Regions from separate parts of the Homo sapiens genome. Here region 1 is linked to region 2. Evidence: chromatin loops called from intact Hi-C (ENCODE). Cell type or tissue: mammary epithelial cell. All regions are shown on one strand. Each heading gives the region's core, and the rest is flanking DNA. Links, peaks and the distances in the headings are about the cores only.

What was found. A loop is a pair of places that touch in the nucleus more often than their neighbours do. Peaks named below come from ENCODE experiments on the same cell type or tissue, not always from the same donor. Only the 100,000 strongest peaks of a DNase experiment are listed, where the experiment ranks them.
Region 1: a loop joins it to region 2, with 3 times the contacts of the local background. A loop is called at or near these places in 3 of 110 quality-filtered maps.

Annotation. Positions count from the first base shown.
Region 1 is chr7:54,989,964-55,003,017 of GRCh38, forward strand. LOC105375284 (a long non-coding RNA gene) reads right to left here. Exons shown (of 4, transcript XR_007060329.1): 2 at 4,766-5,449; 3 at 4,393-4,494; 4 at 3,696-3,845. Among named protein-coding and RNA genes, the nearest start is that of EGFR, 23 kb to the right of the region's middle. In mammary epithelial cell, for the core only: no CTCF peak of the experiment used is centred there; DNase peaks (open chromatin) are centred at 5,758 and 6,158; H3K27ac peaks cover 1,690 bases.
Region 2 is chr7:54,940,259-54,953,312 of GRCh38, forward strand. No RefSeq gene overlaps it. Among named protein-coding and RNA genes, the nearest start is that of EGFR, 72 kb to the right of the region's middle. In mammary epithelial cell, for the core only: no CTCF peak of the experiment used is centred there; a DNase peak (open chromatin) is centred at 6,703; H3K27ac peaks cover 2,962 bases.

The DNA of each region.
Region 1 (13,054 bases), core at 2,070-10,069, 49 kb after region 2:
CAATAACAACTTGCCATTGAGGGGTGGAGAATTGGAAATTAAGCCAAGATGCTGAGGTTCTCTTCTTAGACAAGAAGTAATTGTGCTGTTCTGTGATGTTGAGGAAATTACTCTGTGTCTCTGAGTTTTACTTTCTTTGTCAGTAGGAAATGAAATCGCATATGAGGGGACTAAGACTCTACTGTATGACAAATGATTCACTTACATTATGTCTAAGCCTCAGAACAAAAACACAGCCATCCCCAGATGTTTCACAACTGGCAGATAGAATTTAAAATCAAATTCTAACAGCCTCTTATCTTGCGTGGGCTCTCAGCGTACACACCCCTACTCAGCCCTGCCTAAGAAATTCACAAAGGATCCAGGCCCAATGCACGCTCAAGAACAAGCCTGTGTCACCTGGATGCCCACATCTCTGTGACCTGGCACCTGTGTTGTTACTTCCGGCTATCCCCTCACTCCTCCATCTCCCTGGGTCTCACAGGCTCTGCGAGTCCTCAGTCCCTACTCTTCTGAGAGAATGTGCCCTACCCAAGGCATTTTTCCCAGGACTTCCAAAGCTGCAAAGCCTTTGCAATAACCCCAGGCATTAAATACTCAAGCATCTCCTTCTGCCTGCTACCGTTTGCATTGCCAGCAAAATATCTTTTAGAGTTACTTTTTGGAGTTAGAGTAAATATTTCTATTTCCTTCTTGCAGTGGCAGTACCCAAAGAACATAGAGAAAGCCCTTAGCCAGGGCTATATAATGCCCAACTCAACATGACCCTTGTCTTCCTCTCCAGCCTTATCCCCAGCAAATTCCTTGTTCTTAGAAACTCACATTCTAACAGTAGTGAGCAGCCCGTAGGCCGCTTCATACCTCTTTGCCTTGTGTGATCTTGCTCTCTCTCCAACTCCATTCTAACATGGTTGAAAATGTGCTTCCTCCATTCTGAGAGGATCTGGGCAGCAGAGTTCATCTTTGTGTCCTCTGTACCCTATGGTTTGTCCAAACACATTCTGCTGTTATCGAATCAGGTTCACAGTTTTGCCTTGTTTTGTTTCAATTTGGATCTTCTATACTAGTCTGCTCCTCAGAGGTCCAGTCAATGTTTACATTCCTTTGGGCATCCTTGCCACTTAGCAGAGTGCCTGGCCCATAACTGATGTTCAACGAACAATTGTTAGTGAATGAGTGAGTGAAAAATGAATAAACAAATTACAGTCTTCAAAGGGACATGGTAGCAAGAGATCACCATAGGGACCTTCATGGATTGAGCTGAAGGTTGCCCTTGAGAATCGCATCGAGCTCTCCAAGCATCATTGTATTGGTGTAAAAAGTAACATAAGAGGTAAGAGTGCGTGAAGAAATGCAGAGAGCACGACCAAGTTCCAAATAATGGCAGCTGCTGGCTTTCTCATGAGAGTCTCGGAAAGCTGAGACACATTAGGCAATGGCCGCTGCTAGGAGCCAAGGGAACCACCAATGGCAGACGCACTAGTGATGCTGGTTCGGGAAGGGCTGCAACTCCAAGGGCCGCTGGGTGGAAGGTGATGGCAGGCTTCCTGCCGCCAGCTCACATCAGGACAGCGTCCACCCATCGGGAGGCATCAAACACAGGCCATCCGGGACTTCCGTCTCTGCCAGAAAACCACGACCCTCTCCCTCCCACACGGCATCCTCTCCGCTATCCCAGTGGGCAGGGCAGAGATTGTTTTCAATACATTCTCCTGAAAAGAGAGAGAAAGCCATTTTCCCAACAGAAAGCCAGGGAGCAAGAAGATCTCAGTGAGCCTTTCAGCCAGCGACTGGAAACTTGAACGGACCCAATCTTCACATTTTGATAAAAGGCAAGGGGCAGGGAAGGGGGTTGGAGCTAGAAACAGGATAACAAGAACGGAGGTCATGTGAAATCTAGTGAGAGAAGTGTTCAGTAAAAACCAATACAAACACAAAAAAAAGAGACGAATTTCAAACCAAAATGAGGGTTTAATAATTCTTTTATTGCTGGAAAGAACTGAGTTCTTCCAATTTCTCATCGTGAGAAAGGAACTAATATGTGCCTGATGCTGAAAGTCCAGCAAACCATTTCAATTGCTGAGTTTTCCAGGTAATGGGGTATTTCTTTTGTAAAAGCTAACATTTCCTAAATTTTCGTGTTTTCTTCCTCTGTTGCACCTGTGGCGTATGAAATTCAAACAAGTCACCTAGATTAAAATATTTCTGCGAAGGCTATTAAACAGTGCTGCTTGTGCCTCCGTTTTTTTTTCTTCCTTTCTTTCTTTCTTTTTTTTTTTTTTTTTTTACTGAAAGCAAGTTTTTGGTGTAGAAATTAAATATCTAATGCAAATTTTTAGAAATAGATGTGAAGCTTTTCTTAAAATTCACTAAAATGTCCAGGGTGCTGTAATAATTTTGCTACTATGACTGTTGGACCTAGGAAGAAATTCACCTTGTGCTTAAATACAAAGTATTTCAAAATAAACTAGTGTTTATTGATCGTAAAGCAGTAAATACTCTTTAAACAAAAACATAAAAATGCAGAGAAGTAGAAAAAAGAAAACAATCACTTCTTAGTGCCATTGTACAAATACAACCATGTTTTTAAGAGTACATTTCTTTTCAGCGTTTTCCCTCTCTGTAAAGGGGTCTTGTTTTCAAAGTTGTCATTAACTCCATGTACAATTTATGTGATGACTTTATACAAAATGTCATCTTAATTATAAATGTCACAATAGCAATAACAAGGTTGGGCGTGGTGGCTCATGCCTGTAATCCCAGCACTTTGGGAGGCCGAGGCAGGCAGATCACCTAAGGTCAGGAGTTCGAGACCAGTCTGGCCAATGCGGTGAAATCCTGTTTCTACTAAAAGTATAAAAATTAGCTGGGCATGATGGTGGGCGCCTGTAATCCCAGCTACTTGGGAGGCTGAGGCAGGAGAATTGCTTGAATCCAGGAGGTGAAGGTTGCAGTGAGCTGAGATTGCGCCATTGCACTACAGCCTGGACGACAAGAGCAAAACTCTATCTAAAAAAAAAAATAAAAAAAAAAATAACAATGACTACCATCTGTGGAATATTTTCATGTCATAGCTGCTTTATATGCACCAACTCTAATCCACCCGATCCAATGCAGGAAGTGAAATTCTTTCTCATTGTAGTGACTACAGTAGTCCTATGTGAAATATGTAAGTGTATTTCCAGGGCCTCCACAGGTTCACTTGTAAATTTAGACTAGCCTTAAAAATGCCTTATTTACCCACAAAGACAGCACTTCCAAGCTGAAAGAGCAACAACAGTTGCTGGTGTGCAATCTCATTTTTAAAAAGAGAGAATTAGGGCCAAAATAGATTACGCAATTTGCTCAAAGCCACACAGTGACCCAAGGTCTTGGGGTCAGCCTGCCCTAAGCCTGTTGATTGCTCTCTAGGGCTTTCTACAACTTCCACCACCTTTCAATCAGTGCCACTACAATTAGCTTTCAGTAGGGGAGGCTGCTTGGAGCTTTCTTGCCCCTCATACCTCTTCCCAGTTCTTGCTAGGGAGCTCTCTGGAAAGCTATAACAGAAATATAGTATACATTATGTAAATATTCCTTTTCTGTCTTGAATTCATACATAGTTCCTGCCAGAGAGATGCAAATTTGTCCTAAAACTCTCTTGGGCCCTCTTTGGGGCTGAAGTCTTTGTTTTCTGAAGAGAAAGACATTTTCTGTAATTTTACCACACAATGAGAAGAGCATTTTAATAACAAGAGCAAAATCATCTCAAGCTCGCATTTCTCCCACATTCTTCTGTCTCTCCAGTAGGCCCTGGAGTGGAGTGATCTGAAGCAGGGTGGCATTCTTGGGGTAGAGGATGTAATCTACAATGATAAAAAAGGACTCCTGTGTTAGAGATACTATAACAAAGAGGCAAGAAACACAATCACTCCTTTTTTTTTTTTTTTTTTTTTTGAGATGGAGTCTCGCTCTGTCGCCCAGGCTGGAGTGCAGTGGCGCTATCTCAGCTCCCTGCAAGCTCTGCCTCCCAGGTTCAAGCCATTCTCCTGCCTCAGCCTCCCAAGTAGCTGGGACTACAGGCACCTGCCACCACGCCCAGCTAATTTTTTGTATTTTTAGTAGAGACGGGGTTTCACCGTGTAAGCCAGGATGGTCTCGACCTCCTGACCTCGGAACCACAATCACTCTTGATTCTCTTTAAAGACAAAATCATTTTAGAATTTGCTTCCCTTTTACCCACCATCAAACTCTCTTGTGGGAGGGGAAAGTTAATTTCAGTTGAAACAGTGACATCCCTGGAAGATAAGTTGCTATAAAAACACTCTTCTTCTGTTCCTTCTCCTGTGTGCCCAGTCAAGCTGAAGGTCAAATACATGGAAAAGATCTCCAAGTTTCTAAATCAGTGCTTACCAAGTAGCCATGCACTTGACAGGAGAGATGAGACACTTGCATATTTTTCCACCCCATTTCCTTTTACATCAAACACAATGCTCCTAAGCTGGGGTGTCTGTCCTGGAGAATGCAAAGATAGAGATCCTCATTTGGGTGACGAGGGAGGAACACCTTATCGCATGGGAGAAGGGGCAGTCATCAGTGGAGGGACAGAAAACCACATCAGATAGAGAGCTCGTCAGTCCATTTGCCCAGGGCTCTCCCAGGCCTACAGTGAATCCCGTACACCCTAGGGCCCTACAGATTTTGGCCACCTAATTTACAAAGGTAACCTGTGTCATAATTGCTTAGGATTGCACAGCAACACCTCACTTGCCCAGAGGCCACTTACCTAGAACCTCACTTGTCCAGAACTTAACCAAGATCTCAGGAACAAAACTGGTCTCTGAGAAGTTTAATGAGTGCACTAGTACACAGCTCAGGCTCTGAAGTTTGGTTTACGACACTCACAGGAGAGACCTCATCCAAAGCCAATGTCATCCTTATGTAATTCTAACCAGCACAATTGTTAGATTTCTCAGCCACAAATAGATTAGAAATCTCAAGTGTTTAAAAGGTGATGATTGACTTGCTCACCTGGCAGATGATGAAAAGGAAAGAAAAACATTATAAGTTAGTGAATGCATAGCCACCCAGATGTAGAATCAATGTAGAGGCGAATACACCTGCACCTCCGTAGCTTCTCGGGGGTCTCCACAGATAGCTCCATCTATCAATGAATGCCAAGAAGGACGACTGCCCTTGGTTCCATCATGCCCTTTAGATAGCAGCTTATACATCAAATTTTCAGAAAAACCTTCCTCCATGGCTTCGCTTGAAGCATCCTGAGGCCCTCATTCTGTTTCTCAGCCCCTGCTGTTTCCTTCCCAGTGCCTATCACAGTTCACAGTCATGTTCTTCATGACTCTCCTGTGTTCCACACTTGCCTACCTCCCGTGCATGTGGCACGTGGCCGTGTCCTTCTTGTTCATGGTTGGCTGCCCATCCGAGCTCTGTGCTTGTCACATGGAAGGTGCTTGATAAATAAATGTTGGATGAATAAAGAAATGTCACTGAGAAGCATTTACATTCCTTGATTACAATACATCACTTTAGAAATACTCATTTCAATCTACAAATGCTCCACAGAAAGATAGATACAAGGACATTCATTTATCAGAGGGACAGGAAAGGTGGAAGGAGGTAACCAACATTGATTGAGCAACCATCATGTACCAAGAGCTTTAATTTTCACAATGATATAGTAAAACAGGAGTGATTAGGTCTCACTTCACTGAGGAAGAAACTGAGGTTGAGTAACTTTCCAGTTTTATGCAATTAGTGGTAAGCTGAGCTGAAGCCTGAGCTTCACATGCCATGACTTGGATGGGTAAGCTTCAATTACTCTCACTTAAAGGCTAGCTCATGTGTTGTCAGGGATGCTCAGTGGGCCAGAACCAATAATTGGGTTCCAAAGGGAATAATTAAGATTGGAGCAAAACCTTGTAGATTGGGGCTGAGTCAAGTCTGAACGTCAAAACAGAGAGACCAGGTTCAAAGAGCAGACGTGGAATCATAAAAACATAGAATCAAAAGACAAGAGTCCCATAAAAACAGGATCTGAGTCAGTCTTCAGCCCACTTAAATCTTTCTTCCACCCCCAAACTTTCCCAAAACAGCACTCACTAAGGTCACTAATGACTTCAACATAATCAAATCCAATGGGTAATACTTTATCTTTCTCTTCCGTGGCTTCTCAGCAGCATTGGCATTCTGAGCACTTCCGCCTTTGTGAATCATTGTTTACCTTGGGCTTCCCCGTCTTCCTTACCTATCTGTCTGCTTCATCTCAATCTTACTTGCCACTTCATCCTCCTCCACCTCAGTCATAAATGTGGTTTCCAAGATCAATGTGAGACTTCCTCTTTCTCTTTCTCTCCATCTCTCTCCTCTCCCCCTGCATCCCCCCTCCCCATAAACTCATTCATTCTCCTGACTTTAAATATTATTGACAGATTGATGACTGTTTAAAATTTTATTTTCCATCCTACACCACACCTCTGAGCTTCAGACTTGATTTTCTTACTGCCTACTTGGCATTGCTTCTTGCATATTTCAAGAGAAGCCCAAATGTAAGGATTTCCAATACAAATTCATCATCTTGATCCTCATTTTCTTCAGTAGTCCCAACTTGAGAATGAGCCCATCTACCCACTTGTGCCAGCCAGAAATGCAGTATGCATTCTCATTATCTCCCTCTCCCTCAATCCTCAGATGTAAACCTATCCATTTAAAACTTCTAAGCTTCTCTAGACTTTGCCCATATCTCTTTCTCTCTAGCCACCATCCTGGTTAAATAAACTATCTGTTTTGTTTTTGTTTTTGTTTTTTTTCCAGCAGAACCACCCCTGATTAGCCTCTCCACCTCCACTCTTGCGCCCCCCCAGTTCATTCTCTATGTTGCCAGGAGAGACATCTTTTTAAAATATAAATCTGATTACATGATCCCACTAAATATAGAATAAAACTTCAAGTTTTAACATGGTCTATGTGTCCCTGCATGATCGACTTCTGCCTTGACCCCTGCTCAATCTATGAGACTGGGGAGTGACAGGTGGGTTCCCAGCTCCAGGAGTGGTGAGTGACCCACTCCTGGACCATCAGAGCACTCTGCCATGGAGACAGACACCACATCCAAGCCAGACCAATGGGACTCAATCTCGGTTCTTTGCGCTGAGTGGGAAAGAGAATTTCTCCTTCCCCTTTCCCCTGCTGAGTGGGCCAGAAGCTCATGTGTGATGCTGCCACCCTCTTGCCCACACAGTATGAAAATGGAGCCGACACACAGGAAGTCAGTGGGGGCAAGTAGAAAGATGCCAGTGGATGTAGCTCAGTGCTGGCACCATTGAGCTTCCAGGGCAGGGCCACAGACTTTCTCTCTAAGGGGCCAACTAGTAAATCTTCTAGACCATGTGGGCCATGCGGTCTCTGTTGCGACTCCTCAGCTCTGTTATCCTAGCATGAAAGCAGCACAATGTGTAAACAAAAGAGCAGAGCTATGTCCAATAAAACTTTGTTTATGGACGGTGACATTTGAATTTTCACATGCTCTGAAAAACTGTTCTTCTGTTGATTTTTTTCCCCCAACCATTGAAGAGGTGTAGGAACCATCCTTAGCTGGCTGGCCCTCCATCAGGCAGAGGCCAGATTTGGCTCACAGGCTGTCACAAGCTGCACCTGCCACTCGCTCTAGGCTTTTAGAAATGGAGCCTGTAAATTCTCTCTCTCTCTCTCTTTTTGGCTTAAGCCAATTCTGGATATTTTGTTTTTCTGTCACTTGTAAGTGAAAGAGTCCTGAACTTCTTATTCTTCATGTTTAGTATCTGGGATTTAGTTTCCCTCTTTTCTTTGCTTAAACAGCTAAGAAATCTAAAACAATCAAACAAACAAAAACTAATAGAAATGAATGCTTAAGCAATCTTTTCACATTTGCTAAGATTAAAAAAAAAGTTTGATAATACCTTAGCTGGTAAACTGTGGTGAAGCTGGGACTGAATGCATGTTTCAACACTAATATGAACAATTCATACATAGAAACACCAAAACAGTTACTTATAAATTTACTAACTTAAAAGCCTGAAATGTGATAAAAAGAATTTATTTTAAAATGCTATATTTGTTTGACACTGTCAGGTTGAACACCCATAACTAGAAAATATATTAGACTTTACTAGTAATATTTTTGTCATTGCCTTAGGTGGAATTTATTACCAATGCAGAATACATAGTTAAAAGTGTTTTCAACAATACTTTCATTCATTTACCCCAAATTCAAGTTGTCTGTATCAACTCTCCATTTATCTTTCTTTCTATCCATTACCTCTTTTTTGGTCATTAAGTTGGTTTGCAGTATTTTAAAAACTGATCTTTTAGTTTAAAGTAAGGAAAATGAACAAATAATTCTGATAAATTTATCTCTATGCCAATAATTAACCTAATACAATCTACAATATTGAAACACATGCTTAAAATTACTTTTGATAAAAAAAATTTATTTTCGTTGCCACAGTGCACATCCTGAAGTGGATTCAGATGTGCAAACTCATGATGAAAGGAGATTTAAGTCATGTACTGAAAAGTTAGCAGAGCATTAGCTTTAGTATTTGGACTATTCCTAAATAATAGCTTTAATAGTATACTCAGTGGGCCCAAGGATACATTTTTGTGGATCCTGAAGTTTTTTCCATATTGGTCTCAAAAATTTAGAAAGTTACCAGCAAGGAATATGTCCAGTTTCATCTTGACCTCACCAGCATTATATAAACATATATTATATATATAACATATTTACATATTTATATATATATTACTAAAAAATAATTTAAGTTTCCTCTTCTCTGTTTCCTAAGAAAGAAAAATATTTTTAATCTCTATTTGTTTTACTCCTATTTGAGTTAAACATTCACACTTTTTGTCCATTTTTTATTACGATCATTATTATTTGAGACAGGATCTCACTCTGTCACCCAAGTTGGAGTGCAGTGGTGCAATCTCAGCTCACTGCAGCCTCCACATCCTGAACTCAAACCATCCATCCTCCATGTCAGCGTCTCAAGTATCTGGGACCACAGGCACCCACCACCACGCCCAGCTAATGTTTTTGCATTTTTTGGTTTCACTATGTTACCCAGGCTGGTCTTGAAGTCCTGAGCTCAGGCAATCCATCTGCCTTGGCCTCCCAAAGTGCTGGCATTACAGATGCGAGCCCCCAGCCTCGTGTCCATTTATTTTGAGGCCGTTTGCTTCACTCTTCACTGTCATTTATAATTTGGTTTAGATTATTCTCTTGTCATTCTCTGCTATCTTTTTCCATCATAGCTTTTTAAAATATATGAATTAGGCTCCATTTACTTTTATATTTTTATATTAGATAGGTGTTAAATATCTTTTAAATACCACATTGACTTTAAGCCCTCTCAAATAGATTACTGTAATTTATATACCTAACAAATCAAAAATATTAAGGCTCCTATTGGATTGGTAATTAACATTGTATTATGTGTGCACTTTTTCTAATCTCTATTAGTTTAATTGTAAATTCTGACATCTCTGTGATTTTTATTTCAACTACAGCTAAACATTTAAAGTAATTTAATTAGCTTTTTTATGAGAAATAGGCAGTGCAATTTCATTAGCATTTAGTCTCCCCATGGTTTTCCAAGAAGTCTGAAAAAGTGCCCCCATCCCCACCCAAGAAGAGAAATCGGTATCCAATTTTAATTTACTAATTAATACCATGGTTTCCATCTTAAATAAGGTGTAGGCAAGAGACGTACACTTCTCATAAATTCTAGGTGACTTGTATTCTTCATCAATCAAATATATTTGACTACAAAGTGATAGCCACTAGGAAATAACTTTCTGTTGTTTCATTTCATGCAGGTTTAGGCACGGCAAAGAGATGGCAGGGCACACACCTTCCTGAGGCACACCACGGTTATCCAACCAAACCTACTTCCAGATCTTACCTAAAGGGAAACTAGTCAAGGCCCGAAACACTGAAGAAAAGCATCACTGTGCCAAAGTTTTAGAGTCTGATGAGATAAAACACTATTTAGAGAAATGTGTCACCACCTTCTTTTTTAACTAGTGGTGAATGGATAAACAAAAGGCAGTATAGCCACACAATGGAGTACTATGCAGCAGTAAAAAGAAACAAACTACCAATAAATGCAGAAACATGGAGGGAAATTATTGAGCTGAGTGACAAAAGCCAAACACAAAATGCTTCATACTGAATGATTCTTTTTGAAATCTAGATTCTTTATGAACTTATACAAAATACAAACTATTCTGTAGTGACCTCAGATAGATCACTAGTTGTGGGAGGCCACCGGCAGAGGCAGAGAGTTTTGCAAAGTAGCATGGAAACCTCTCTGGGTGATGGAAACATCCTGTGCCTTGATTGTAGCAGTGCTCATGGTGTCACAGCACAGTGAATGGACACTCTAAATAATGCAGCCTTTTGCTTGTAAACTATACCTTGATTAAGTTGAAGATAAATGGCTAATTAGTACATGAACAAAGCTTGATGCCATTAGACAATAAAGAAATGCAAAAACAAGATAAAACCATTTCATGCCTGAAGTTTATTGCATAGAAATTTATCTTAATTTTAAAGGTGCAGATCTTTTAAAAAGAATATAAATAAAAAATTTTTAAACTAGAAACAAAGCACTCAAATTCTACTTGCAAATGTGTGAAATTGTATTACAGGTTATTCAGTTAGCATTGTATGGAAATACTTTAAGTGTCCTTCAGTAGGAAGCCAGGTAAATAAATTAGCTTCAACTTAATGGAGGTATAGTTACATACAATAAGCCAGATCTATTTAGAGTGTCCTACATAGACAGATAGATAGATAGATAGATAGATAGATAGATAGATAGATAGATAGATGATGGATAGGTAGAGAGAGAATGTGTGTGTGAGAGAGACAGAGAAAGAGAGAGAAAGAAAAAGAGAAGAAACAAAGAAAGAAAAAGAGAGGAAACAAAGACAGAAAGAAAAATAAAGAAGGAAAGAAAGAAAGAAAGAGAAAAAAAGAAAGAAAGAGAAAGAGAGAGAAAGAAAAAAAATACTGGGCAATAAATAATGAGTAACACTTAAGTATTGATATGGAATGAGCTCCAGGATATACTATTACATATTTTTTTAAGTGCAGAAATAACAGTGTATGTATAGAGACTATCTCTGGAAGGACCCGTCTATGGTTTGAATGTCCTCTCCAAAACTCATGCTGAAACTTAATTTCCAATGTGGCAGTATTAAGAGGTTAATATATTAGATTAATGAATCAATGTGTTATGATGAGAGAGAGGCTTGTGGCTTTATAAGAAGAAGAGGAATCTGAGCTAGCATGTTATGTAGCACGCTCAGCCCCCTTAACATGAGATGCCCTGCACCACCTGGGGACTCTGCAGAGGGCCCCACCAGCAAGAAGGCTCTCAGCAGATGCAGTTCCCCAACCCTGTACCTCCCAGCCTCCATAAATGTAAGAAATAAATTCATTTTCTTTATAAGTTACTCAGTTTCAGGTATGCTGTTATAAGCAACAGAAATCAAACTAAAACCCCCAAGGAGCTGATGAGCGTGATCATCTCTAGTGATGGCTGGAGATGGGATGGGGTTTTTCACTGTACAGTTTTAAAACTAATTTCAAACCAAGTGAATTAAGTATTCAAATTGTAAATGAAATTAAATTAATAAAACATGTGGACATAAACAGAAGCAGGTGACTTTTCTCAAGGGTCCGTCTCATTCACCGTTTCTAAGGCAAGCCTTGGTAGTGATGCCTGCCAACCACCATGTTCCCTTCCTCCTCCTTCCTGGCACTCTCAGACACTCTGCTTTGATGCCCACCCCTTCAGTACCCTCACTCCCCATTGCAGTCGCCTGATCTGCAGAAGCACTATCCTGCCATCCTCCTTCCACAGACACCTTTCAGATCCCTGGCACAGCAAACTTTTCTCTTGATGTCTGCCTAGGAAAGACATGGAAAAAAAAAAGACATCAATGGGAAGGCAATATGAAGATTTAATATTATAAGGAGGTACAGAAAATATATTGTAAAGATATCAACATTCCTAAATATTCCAATAGATTATTAAAATTCCAACTAAAACCCCACTCAAATCAGACTCTTTCCTCATCACTCCCATGAATCTTTTCCTTGATAAGGACACCAAGGATATTCCATTTGCTGGAATCCACTGACTTATCTGCAGCTTTGGATAAGGCTGATTAATGGCGGCTTTTCCCCTTTCTCTAGGACAATCACATCCCTCCCTTTTGGTGCCTCTGCTCCTTCCTCATCTCCTGGGTCTCTTCCCCTCGCAGGGCTCCAGGGCTCAAGACTCGATTCTCTTCTCCATGCCCTTTATATTCTCATCTAATCTCTTTATGATCTGGCTTAATCTCAAGACTTTAAATAGCAACTGTATATTAATGATCCCAATTTTTACCTCTTGCCTGGAGCTCTCTCCTGAAAACCAAGCTCATATATTCAACCACTTGCTCAATACCTCCACTTGAAAGTCTAAAAAGTACCTCAAACACAGGAGACTCTTGGGTTTTCTCCTTCCAAACCTCTCCTCCCTCTCTGTTTTTCATCTCAGTGAAGTCTCATCACCAAGTTGCTGTTCAAAACCTTGGAGTCACCCTTGGCTTGTCTGTCCCTCACGCCCCTGATGTGATCTGTCAAGAATTCATGTCAGCTCTTTCTCCAAAGTACAAGCAGAATCCAATCACACCTCTCTGCCTGCTCCACAGCTGCAAGCCAGTCCTGTGTCTCACCTGAACTATTGCAGCAGCCTCTTACCTGCCTTCCTTTCCTATTGGACACAACTGGAAGAAGGATCCCATTAAGACCAACTTGATGATGCATGACACTTGTCTGTTACAGTCTTCCAATTTTTTCTCATCTATTTTTTATTTGTTTGTTTTTTGAGACAGGGTCTTAGCTCTGTCACCCAGGCTGGAGTGCAGTGGCATGATCATGTCTCACTGCAACCTTGGCCTCTGGGGTTCAAGCAATCCTCCTTCCTCAGCCCCTAGTGTAACTGGGACTTCAGGAATGTGC
Region 2 (13,054 bases), core at 3,201-11,200:
AATGAAAAGAAATCTGGGTCAGAGGTAAGAATGTCAGATAGATTAAATTTTAGGCAAAAGGATTATAAGATTATGTCATAAAACATTAAATTAACCAATAACACACAACAGTTTCAACCTTGTATAAAACTAATACATAGTCTCAAAAATATAAAGAAAAAATGTACAGAATCAAGAAGGTAGATTGAGAAATCTAACAGCACATGAGAGATTAAAGAGAAAAAAATTTTGAACAAATAGTTACAGGTTGCTTCTTATGTGCCAGGCACTCTTTGAGTTGCAGGGGATGCTACAAAGAGAAAAATGAATTCTCATAAAAATGCTTGCCCTCATGGAGCTTATACTCTAGTAACATGTATATGGTATTCCGTGGGGGTGAGTACTATGGAAAAATAGAAGACAAAGGAGGAACACAGGGAGGGAGTTGGCCTTGCTGAAGAGTGTTTAGGAAAAGCCTCCCTGGAAATGTAGTTTTTGAGCAACATTTAATGGGGGTGAAGAAGCAAGAACAGACATCTGGATTTCTAAGGGAAGAGTATTTCAGAAGAAACAACAACTTCTAAGGCCTTAAACGGGGCATGTCCAAGAAACAGTAAATGGGCCAATATTTTTAGAATGTGTTGATTTAGAGGATGACCTAGTGGCAGGAGAATAAGACCAAAAGGTAAACACTGGAGAGAGAGAAAGTCACGCAGTGCCTGCAGGCTATTGTGTGAACCTGTGAGGAGGAGAGGATGTGGAATGGCAAAGTAAGGAAAGAGTCAAATCTCAACAAGCGTCACACTGGCATATTTTATGAAAAGTGGACTTAAGTTAGAAATCAGTGAAGAATAACTTAAAATTTATACAGTTGGACACTTACAAATGCATTTCTCAGTAACTTGTGGATCAAATATTACATATAACAAATATTTTAAAATACCTAGATGTGAACAAAACATAAATACAGCATATCAAAATGTATGGGCTATAGTCAAAGTATTATGAGGGGAATTTATATTCATAAATGCTTATTTATAAAAGCTCAAAAACCAGCTTAACAAGTTAGAAAATGAGGCCAGGTGTGGTGGCTCATGCCAGTAATCCCAGCACTTTGGGAGGTGGAAGTGGGCGGATCACGAGGTCAGGAGTTCGAGACCAGCCTGACCAACATGGAGAAGCCCCGTTTCTATTAAAAAGACAAAATTAGCCAGACGTGGTGGCAAATGCCTGTAATCCTAGCTACTTGGGAGGCTGAGGCAGGAGAATGGCTTGAACCCGGGAGGTGGAGGTTGCAGTGAGCTGAGATCGCGCCACTGCACTCTAGCCTGGGCAACAAGAGCAAAACTTGGAAAGAAAAAGGAAAGAAAGAAAGAAAGAAAGAAGGAAACGAAAGGAAGGAAGGAAGGAAGGAAGGAAGGAAGGAAGGAAGGAAGGAGGGAGGGAAGGAAGGAAGGGGAAAAGAAAAGAAAAGAAAAGCAGCAGAGTGTTCTTAAAGAAAACTGAGGGAAGAGAATATGTGGAATCTAAATCTAAAAAGGTCAAATACATAGAAGCACAGAGCAGAATGGTTGTTATGAGGGCCTGAAGGGTTGGGAGAAATGAGGAGAAGAAGGTTAAAGGGTACACACTTGCAGAATAAGATCTGAAAACCTAATGTACAGCATGATAACTACACTTCATAATAACATATTATGCACTTGAAATTTGCTAAGAGAGTAGATCTTAGCTATTCTCACCACATAACAACAACATAAGTGGCTAGGTGAGGTGATATGCTAATTACCTTAATTGTGGTTGCCATTTCATAATATATAGGTCTATCAAAACACCACATTGCATACCTTGAATATATGTAATTTTTATTTGTCAATTAGACCATAACATAGTTAAAAAAAAAGAGAGAGAGCATATGGAAAAGTAGGGAGGGAAATGAATACAGCAGAAAAGATTGATTAAACTAAAACTGAGTTCTTGAAAAAGACTAATAAAATTCTTAAACCTATTGCATGATTGACCAAGAACAAAAAGACAAAAAACAAAGAAATAATGATAGCAATAAAATCGGGACATAACTAGGTATCTATACAGAATTACAATGGAAGGAAATACTATAGTCACATTTTACAAAAATGAAAACTTAGGTAAAATTCAGTTTTTCAGAAAAAATATATTTCACAATATAGACTCAAAAAATTAAATAGATTTCTTTTTTTAAATAGATTTCTAGAAATACAAAGTAAAATGCAGGAAGAAGAAGAAGGAAAGAAGGAAGGAAGAAGGGAAGGAAGGAAGGAAGTAATCAAAAACTGGAAGAGAACAAGGATGCTGATTCTTAGTATTACTACTGTGTATTCAGTGCAGTAAGATGGCAAAAAAAATATGAGATACAAATACAGAATAGAAAGATTTGAAGGAAGAAATGATTTAATTTGTTGTTAGATTAATAATATATACTTATTAATTACAAAAAATAGTAAGTAAGCAGTGGAGAAGTCAGACAAAACCTTCCACATGTCATCAAAATAAACATTGCTAAGGGGCAAAAGATTATCACATGTGTCTTTAAGAAACATACATCACTTATGCAACGTTCTAGGAAAAATATCTAAAATCTAAATCTAAATGTAAGAAAAACATCAGACAAACTCGAATTGAGTTATACTCTGTAAAATACCTGTCCTTTATTCTTCAAACATGCCAATGGCATGAACAACAAACAATTGCCATAGAATTGTTTGTTGTTGTTCATGATTTTGAACTGGATTCTATACTGGAAAAATCATTGCTGTAAAGGAAAAATTATTGATGTAAGAGACAAAACTAGAATATAGATTATAGTTTAAATAAAAGTGTATTATAAATATTCAGTTTCCTGCATTTTATAACTGAACTGTAAATGTCTAAAAGTACGTATATCATTTTTCTTAAGAAATACACATTGAGGCCAGGTGTGGTGACTCACGCCTGTAATCCCAGCGCTTTGGGAGGCTGAGACAGAGGGAACACTTGAGCCCTGGAGTTTGAGACTAGCCTGGCCTATATGGCAAAACCCTGTCTCTACAAAAAAACACAAAAATTAGCTGGGCATCATGGTGCGTGCCTGCAGTCTCAGCTCCCAGCTACTTGGGAGGCTGAGATGGGAGGATCACTTGAGCCCAGGATAGGGAGGTTGCAGTGAGCCAAGATTGCCCCACTGCACTCCAGCCTGGGCGACAGACAGAATGAGATTCTGTCTCAAAAAATAAAATATATATATTGAATTTTTATGGCATGAAGGTACATAATGTATACAATTCACTGCCAAATGGTTCCGTGAAATTTTGCCATTGTGTCTATGTATCTAGAAATGGATAAAGATGATAAAATAAACATGATCATGTTTGAAATTGTCAATTCCAGATTGTATGGGAGTTCTTTTTAATATTCTTGCAACTTTTATATAATTTTGAAATTTTCTATAAGTTTGAATTTTTAAAAAACTAAAAAAGATAAAATATACAGTAACTACACAAGGACCAAGGAATAAGTCTAACAAGGGAGATACACAAACTTTTGGGAAGTAAATTATAAACCTTTATTAAAGACGTGAAATAGAATTTAGAAAATGGAGGAATATACCTTGTTTGTGGATAAAAAGTTATCCACAAACTTAACAAAACTTAAATATATACATATATATATACACACATATATATACACATATATATATACACACACACACACACATACACACAGTACTAGGAGAGAATCCAAACAAAGCATGATAGCTTCACTGAGTTGAAGAAACAGTGATTGGAGTTCAGTTAGTCTAAAGTCACTGGAATTGCAAAAAGTATTGGAAAAGAGTGAGCAAGGCAGGGAAAGAGCACCATAGCATTCACTGGAGTCTTCGGCTGAACACCAAGCTATGCATGGTTAGAGTATGGATCCGTGAGACTAGGCACAAAACTATAGGGGAAAGAACATCTACTAGGAAACTAAAACTGAACACTCACTAGAGCTTGCACAGGGCAGAGGAATAATTGGCATCTGACCAGGCAGAATGTAGAAAGCTCGTTAAACACCAAAGGCATTCAAAAGTGCACTCAGAAAGGTCAAGAATTAACAGTAGGGCTGAAGTATCTAGCATAGGGAACTATAAACCTGCCCTGACAGAATGCTTTTTTTTTGTAAAGCATTTAAAAATGCTTTTTTAAAATGCTTTAAAAAAATGCTTTTTTTCAAAAGCATTTAAAGAATCCAGCTGATCCGAAAGAAACTTAACCGCCTGTTAAAACAAAACTCAGTTCTCTTAAAAGAAAAATATCCTGACCTCAGTAATGTGATATTCACATTGCACAGTGTTAAAAAAAAAAAACCCAAATGTGAAGAAACAGGAAACTAGGACTCATAATCAGAAGAAAATCAATGAATAAAAATGGGCCCAGAAATGACAGAGATAATGCAATTGACAGACAAGGACTTGAAAACAACTATTATATAAAGATTTTTAAAGGAAAGCATAAAAATAATAAAAGCAAAGTAGAATAAAAATTAATATCATGGAATTCAAGGAAGTTGATGCATACAAGAATGAAGAGATGAATAAAGATCCTACAGGAAATGTGAACACATTGAGTCAAGGTGGATGGCAACACTGAAAATGAGAAGCATTTTTCTAAACCGGAACAAAATGAGATAGAATGGATGACAATGCCATCTCACACCAGTTAGAATGGCAATCATTAAAAAGTCAGGAAACAACAGATGCTGGAGAGGATGTGGAGAAATAGGAATGCTTTTACACTGTTGGTGAAAGTGTAAATTACTTCAACCATTGTGGAAGACAGTCTTGCAATTCCTCAAGGATCTAGAACCAGAAATACCATTTGACCCAGCAATCCCATTACTGGGTATATACCCAAAGGATTATAAATCATTCTACTATAAAGACACAGGAACACGTATGTTTATTGCGGCAGTATTCACAATAGCAAAGACTTGGAACCAACCCAAATGCCCATCAGTGATTGACTGGATAAAGAAACTGTGGCACATGTACACCACAGAATACTATGCAGCAATAAAAAAGGATGAGTTCATGTTCTTTGCAGTGACGTGGATGAAGCTGGAAACCATCATTCTCAGCAAACTATCACAGGGACAGAAAACCAAACACTGCATGTTCTCACTCATAAACAGGAGTTGAACAATGAGAACACATGGACACAGGGAGGGGAATATCACACATGGGGGCCTGTAGCGGGGTGGGGGGCTAGGGGAGGGATAGCATTAGGAGAAATACCTAATGTAGATGATGGGTTGATGGGTGCAGCAAGCCACCATGGCACGTGTATACCTATGTAACAAACCTGCACGTTCTGCATATGCACCTGAGAACTTAAAGTATATATATATATACACACACACATATATGTATATACATATATGTATATATATATGGATGGTAATGCAAAAAAAAACAGTAATTGCATCTAAGAAATAGCAAAAGCTTTCCTATCAAATGGCCTTGTTGAGTATGAAAGTTTCATGGGAAAATCAGAAAAAGTCAGTAGGAATTAAGAGAAATAAAATGATGCAAGAAAGTGGAAGCAAATTATACGACAAAACTAAAATATATATATATATATATGTATAAGATGATTTTGAAGATCAAAGCTATATTAAATGTATTAATTAGTAGAAAAAGCTAACATATTACATGACTTTTGCCATCATAGTTTTAAGACTAGGAGGCCAATATGATACAAGGTTAGTCAATAACCAAAAAAAAAAGTAGGGTGTTAGTTAAACCAAGCTACATAGAAAGATCTCAAGATAGAAACGACATAATTGAATAATAGAAAGCCATCAACTTTCTAGAGATCATAAAAATGGCAGAGTTGATTCAAGAGAACTTGGGGAATGGCAACTGGAGAGATGACTGTGTCAGAGAGACCACAACCCTTCAGAAGAAGGTGCGAATCAGGGCCTGGTCCTGCATGCAGGTGATTGAATTAGAAATGAAACAAGACTGAATTAAAGTAAGGATATAATGGAGCTGATAAGAGAAAGGTGTGTGTGTGCATGCGTGTACTCTGTGATGGGATAGACACAAGTACAGAAACCTTCAAGGAATTTTGAGGATCTTTCTGTTGATTGGTTGACAAGGAATGTCATACATTCAGTCACATGCTGCTCTTTTGGGAGGATGGCATGTTAGGAGGCCCTTACTGAGGCATGAGATATATAAGCTCTCATATTTGCTTTAAAAAGGTATCTGGGTGTTATGGTAACAGGAAAAACACACTAGCCCAAACCACATTCCTCTAGCCTGCCATACTTGTACACCAACTCTATAAAAGACCTTTAGCTTAACGTTTTGTTTTCTGTTAAAATTTTAAAAATTCTTGAAAGGAGTATTCACCTAAACTGATCCTTCATTTGTTTTGTGGAGCTGATGAATTTATCGAATCTTTTTTTCTGACAGTAATTTGAATAAAAAGAAAGGAGGAAAATACTAGGTCATAGAGAAGTTCCAGTAAGAAGAAAATACTGCATCAAAGAAGAAGCTAGGAATACAGAATTCATTATTTAACTGAGCTCACTTCTGCCTGCCACACCTTGTACATACCTGGGCCGTACAACTCTGAAATGAGGTGTGGCCCAGTGTTCCAGGATGAGTCCAGGCAGAGACTTTTCCTGAACCCCTGTCAAATTTGCTGCTCAAAAAGCTTGAGTTTAAGCCAAATCCAATAAAAGGAAAGATTTCACTCACTATGTGGTAAGCTTGGTTTTCCTGATTTCTCAGCGAGATTGTCTACAGAAGATCTAATGGAAAAAAACGTTGTTATATATAATCTCTGGGTGTGCCTGAGACTGGGGGCAGGGTGGGAAAGTGAAGAAAAAGGGTGCATGCTATTTGATTATCTGTATCCAGGTAGTTAATCCCTTTCTTTGAATAAGTCAAAATGATTTGACAGCCATTATTTAAAAATAGGTTCTGTCTTAGAACTTAAAAACAGATGAAAGTACATTTCCTATTTTCCTGCTTGAATATATAGGTATCTACTGTTTATTCTTTATTTTTTTAATATCTATGTGTGCTTTTTTAAATGTATAACTAAAGCAACAAAATTTTAAGAATCTCTGTTTTGTCATTGTTCACGTAACAGTGAGAGACAGAGACCAAGTGTCAGGAGAATCTTGTCCTTCAGTGGTTACTCAGGATTCTGATGCTCACGCTATGCTTACAGGGGCAGGGTAATAGCCTTTTCACTGCAGTCTAGCCCTAGGCCTTTGAAATGCTACCATCCCAGCGAGATTAAAAAAGGACTGCTTAAAGATGGTTAGATGTTGGGAGTATGTGGTATGTAATTCTACCGTTCATTGATTTTGACAAAGCATTTTAACTACCTACATAAACTGTGTCCAAAATAACCACTTACTGTGTTATTGCAATGTTTGCATTGCCAACTTCATGAACAGAGTTTCTAAAATTATGTGACTTTATATAGATAATAGTCTACTGATGCAGTAATCTATGACATTCAAGATTTGTAATTAATGCCACATATCTACAACTATCTGATCTTTGACAAACCTGACAAAAACAAGAAATGGGGAAAAGATTTCCTGTTTAATAAATGGTGCTGGGAAAACTGGCTAGCCATATGTAGAAAGCTGAAACTGGATCCCTTCCTTACACCTTATACAAAAATTAATTCAAGATGGATTAAAGACTTAAATGTTAGACCGAAAACCATAAAAACCCTAGAAGAAAACCCAGGCAATACCATTCAAAACATAGGCATGGGCAAGGACTTCATGTCTAAAACACCAAAAACAATGGCAACAAAAGCCAAAATTGACAAATGGGATCTAATTAAACTAAAGAGCTTCTGCACAGCAAAAGAAACTATCATCAGAGTGAACAGGCAACCTATAGAATGGGAGAAAATTTTTGCAATCTACCCATCTGACAAACGGCTAATATCCAGAATCTACAATGAACTCAAACAAATTTACAAGAAAAAAACAAACAACCCCATCAACAAGTGGGTGAAGGATATGAACAGACACTTCTCAAAAGAAGACATTTATGCGGCCAAAAGACACATGAAAAAATGCTCATCATCACTGGCCATCAGAGAAATGCAAATCAAAACCACAATGAGATACCATCTCACACCAGTTAGAATGGCGATCATTAAAAAGTCAGGAAACAACAGGTGCTGGAGAGGATGTGGAGAAATAGGAACACTTTTACACTGTTGGTGGGACTGTAAACTAGTTCAACCAAGTCAGTGTGGCGATTCTTCAGGGATCTAGAACTAGAAATACCATTTGACCCAGCCATCCCATTACTGGGTATATACCCAAAGGATTATAAATCACGTTGCTATAAAGACACATGCACATGTATGTTTATTGCAGCACTATTCACAATAGCAAAGACTTGGAACCAACCCAAATGTCCAACAACGATAGACTGGATTAAGAAAATGTGGCACATATACACCATGGAATACTATGCAGCCATAAATAATGATGAGTTCATGTCCTTTGTAGGGACATGATTGAAGCTGGAAATCATCATTCTCAGCAAACTATCGCAAGGACAAAAAACCAAACACCGCATGTTCTCACTCATAGGTGGGAATTGAACAATGAGAACACATGGACACAGGAAGGGGAACATCACACACTGGGGCCTGTTGTGGGACGGGGGGATGGGGGAAGGATAGCATTAGGAGATATACCTAATGTTAAATTACGAGTTAATGGGTGCAGCACACCAACATAGCACATGTATACATATGTAACTAACCTGCACGTTGTGCACATGTACCCTAAAATTTAAAGTATAATAATAAAAAAAAAAAACTGAAAAAAAAAAAAGAAAATGGCAAGGCCTTGCTCCAAAATCCTCAAGGCCTCCGCTAAGACTCACCTATGGGAACCTGCCAAAGGCTCCAAACAGCATCCCTATCTGCCAGTGATACCTCAAACCATTGGATCTCCTGGGTCATATGGCCCAAGTGGCAGAGCAGCTTGCACAGCAGCCTGGACCTGTTGCAGAGCCTTCTCCTGTTCTGGACCCCACTCAAAACTGAGAGCCTTTTGGGTCACCTGATAAATGGGCTACAGTAACACACCCAAATGAGGAATGTGTTGCTTCCAACATCCAAACAGGCCCACTAGGCATTGTTTCTCCTTCTTGGTTGTAGGAGAGGCCAAATGCAACAACTTATCCTTCAGCTTAGAAGGAATATCTCTACATGCCCCACACCACTGGACCCCTAGAAATTTTACTGAGGTAGAAGTTTCCTGAATTTTAGTCAGATTTATTTCCCATCCTCTGGCATGCAAACATCTCACCAAAAAGTCCAGTGTGTTTGCTACTTCTTGCTCACTGGGTCCAATAAGCATAATGTCATCCATGTAATGGACCAGTGTGATATCTTGTGGAAGTGAAAAGTTATCTAGATCTCTCCAAATAAGATTACGTCACAAAGCCAGATAACTGATATACCCCTGAGGTAGGATTGTAAAGGCATATTGCTGTCCTTGCCAGCTGAAGGCAAATTGCTTCTGGTGGGCCTTATAGACAAGAATGGAGAAAAAGGCATTTGCCAAATCAATGGCTGCATACCAGGTACCAAGAGATGTGTTAATTTGCTCAAGCAATGAAACCACATCTGGTACAGCAGCCACAGTTGGAGTCACCACTTGGTGAAGCTTATGATAATCCACTGCCATTCTCCAAGATCCATCTGTCTTCTGCACAGGCCATATGGGAGGGTTGAACAGAGATGTGGTGGGAATCACCACCCCTGCGTCTTTCAAGTCCTTGATGGTGGCACTAATCTCCACAATCCCTCCAGGGATGCAATATTGTTTTTAATTTACTATTTTTCTAGGTAGAGGCAGCTCTAATGGCTTCCATTTGGCCTTTCCCACCATAATAGCCCTCATCCTACAAGTCAGGGAGCCAATGTGGGCGTTCTGCCAGCTGCTAAATATGTCTATGCAAATTATACATTCTGCCACTGGGGAAATGACCACAGTATGATTCCAGAGACTTACTGGACCCACTGTAAGTTGCACCTGAGCTAAAACTCCATTAATTACCTGACCTCCATAAGCCCCTACTTTAACTGGAGGACCACAGTGACGTTTTGGGTCCCCTGGAATCAAAGTCAGCTCAGAGCCAGTGTCCAGTAGTCCCTGAAATGTCTGATCATTTCCTTTTCCCCAGTGCACAGTTACCCTGGTAAAAGGCCAGAGGTCTCCTTGGGGAAGGATGGGAGAAAGATTCACTGCATAAATTGTTGGTAATATAGTGAGGTCCTTCCTCAAGGGGGCCCAGCCTCCCCTTCATTCAAGGGGTTCTGTGTTTGTAAACTGGCTCAAGTCTGGAAATTGGTAGAGGGGCTGTTGCTCTCTGTTTTTGTAATTCAAATTAGTCTTTTCCATTCAACCTGCAAGTTTTCTGTTTGTATAGCTTAAGTAGGAATGCAGTAGGCTTCCTCTCAATTTCACTTCTAGGAACACCATGATTAATTAGCCAGTACCAGAGCTCTACACAAGTCAGACTATTCTGATTGCCGCTTTGCCTCTGCTGTCCATTACAGCAGCTATGCCCACCTTGCCTTTGAAGGTTGAGTGCTGCCATTTGGCCCCTGCCAGCTCAGTTATTCCCATTGTATTTAAATTTTGTAGTTGAGTGACTGAGGTTCTCATCATTAGATCTGACATACAGAGAAGAGCAATTACAGAGCACTTCAAAGATGCAGGTGCTGCCCTCACAAATCTATTTTGCAAGGCACTGGTCAAGGGTATATCTTCTGGCCCCTCCCATCTGGGATGAGTAGGTCTAAAGTGATTAATCCACTCCACCATCCCAATCTCCCTAAGCCTGTGGATCCCTTTCTCTACATTAAACCAAAGGAGATCAGGCATTTCCAGCTGGCTCACAGTGGCCATCTTTTAATCCATATTTCAGCTAACCAAGGAAATAAACTATCAGAACTTTTTTTAACTCCCCAAGCTGCAACATTAAATGCAGAGTTCTTACTTAGTGGGCCCAAATCAATAAATTCAGCCTGATCCAACTCTATGTTCCTTCCACCATTATCCCATCCCCATAATATTCATTTCCCATGCCTGTTCTCCAGATTGCTGTTTATGTAAATTAGAGAACTCAAACAGTTCTTTTCGAGTGTAGGGCACCTCCTCATGGGTCATACTCTTAACCTCACCTCTAGGGGCCTGCTGGGACTTTAGTCTAGTTATAGGTCTATAAGCAAACAGATGTATTGGGGGTGGCTTCTGAGGAGAATCAACATTATCTTGCCTGGCAACTGCCTCAGGGGAGGCCATCACTCTTGCCTCAAGCAGTGCAGGGTTTATCTCCCCAGACAAAGGTGGAAAGGCTCATGGCAGAATGCGTCAGGGAGGGGATGTTGTCACTACTGGGGATGGGGAAGCTGCTCCTTCTGGCAAAAAAGTTCATCAGAGTTTACAAGCTCAGTGTCCCCAGCTTCATCGGGGTCCTCCCACACATCCCCATTCCAAGTTGCAGGATCCCATTCTTTTCCAATCAATGCCCTCACTTTAACAGTAGACACCTGGTGAGGCAGTGCATAAACCTTTCATTGCAGGTCAGCCACTCGCGTGATAACAGCTTATGTCTGTTTTTCCACAATTTCAGTTCTTTCTCTACAGGAGATAAGACTCTCATTCAGGGAAATCTTAGCAGATTTGAGGCTCAGTGTCTGCTTCTGAAGCTGGGAGACAGAATCCCTGAGTTCATCATTTTCTTTCATCGCTGTGTTCACAGGATTTAGGAGCAACCAACCAGCTTCATTATATTCCTTGGTTCTCCACATATGATCAAAGGTATTATGTTTAGAGTCACTAAACTCCTTGCCTCTCATGAGTGGTGAATCAGGAGGTTCAAATGCATTTATTTTGCATAACTCTCTAAACAGTTTACACCAAGGACTATCAGTGTTCTCCATACTATAAGTAGAGTTCTTAGCATTTTGGGGTGTAATCATATTAAACAGCCAACTCCAGAACTCCATCCTTAATATTCTGTTTCTCTAGAACCATTCCTGGTACCAAAATCTGTATTAGTCAGGGTTCTCTTAGAGGGACAGAACTTAAACTAACAGGATACATATATATCCTATTAGATAGGATAGACAGAACTAATAGGAGATATACATATATAATATATGTGTATGGGAGTTTAGTAAGTATTAACTTACATGCTCACAAGGTCCCACAGTAGGTTGTCTGCAGGCTGCAAGCTGAGGGGCAAGGAGAGCCAGTCGGAGTCCCAAAACTGAAGAACTTGGAGTTCAATGTTCGAGGGGAGGAAGCATCCAGCAAGGAGAAAGATGTAAGCTGGGAGGCTAAGCCCGTCTCTCCTTTTCATGCTTTTCTGCCTGCTTTATATTCGCTGGCAGCTGATTAGATTGTGCCCACCAGGTTGAGGCTGGATCTGCCTTCCCCAGACCACTGACTCAAATGTTAATTTCTTTTGGCAACACCCTCCCAGACACAAGTAGGATCAATACTTTGTATCCTTCGATCCAATCAAGTTGACACTCAGTATTAACCATCACAACACCAGAGACAGACAATTAAAAAAGAAAGAAAAAAATGATCAATAAGATTTGAAATGTCACCCTAAATAATAAACAAATAAATACACATAAAAATAAGTATAAATACCATGATTTTATTATTAAATTAGGGAACAGCTCTTTTTTCGGAGATGTAAGTAAATCTTTATTGTGGATATTCAGTGTAGTGTAAAACAGACAAAACTGCAAACTTCCCAAATAGATTAGCAAAATCCAAGATGTGCAAATCCAAGATGACATAATAAGCAGCTGATAAAAATCAGGATTTTTTTTGTAATCTTTGTAGGTATATAGTAGGTGTATATATTTATGGGGCACATGAGATATTTTGATACCGGCACTCAAATGTGTAATAATCACATCATGGAAAATGGGGTATCCATCTTAGGAAATAATTTAAATAATAAGACACTTGGGGAGACAAGATGATCTTT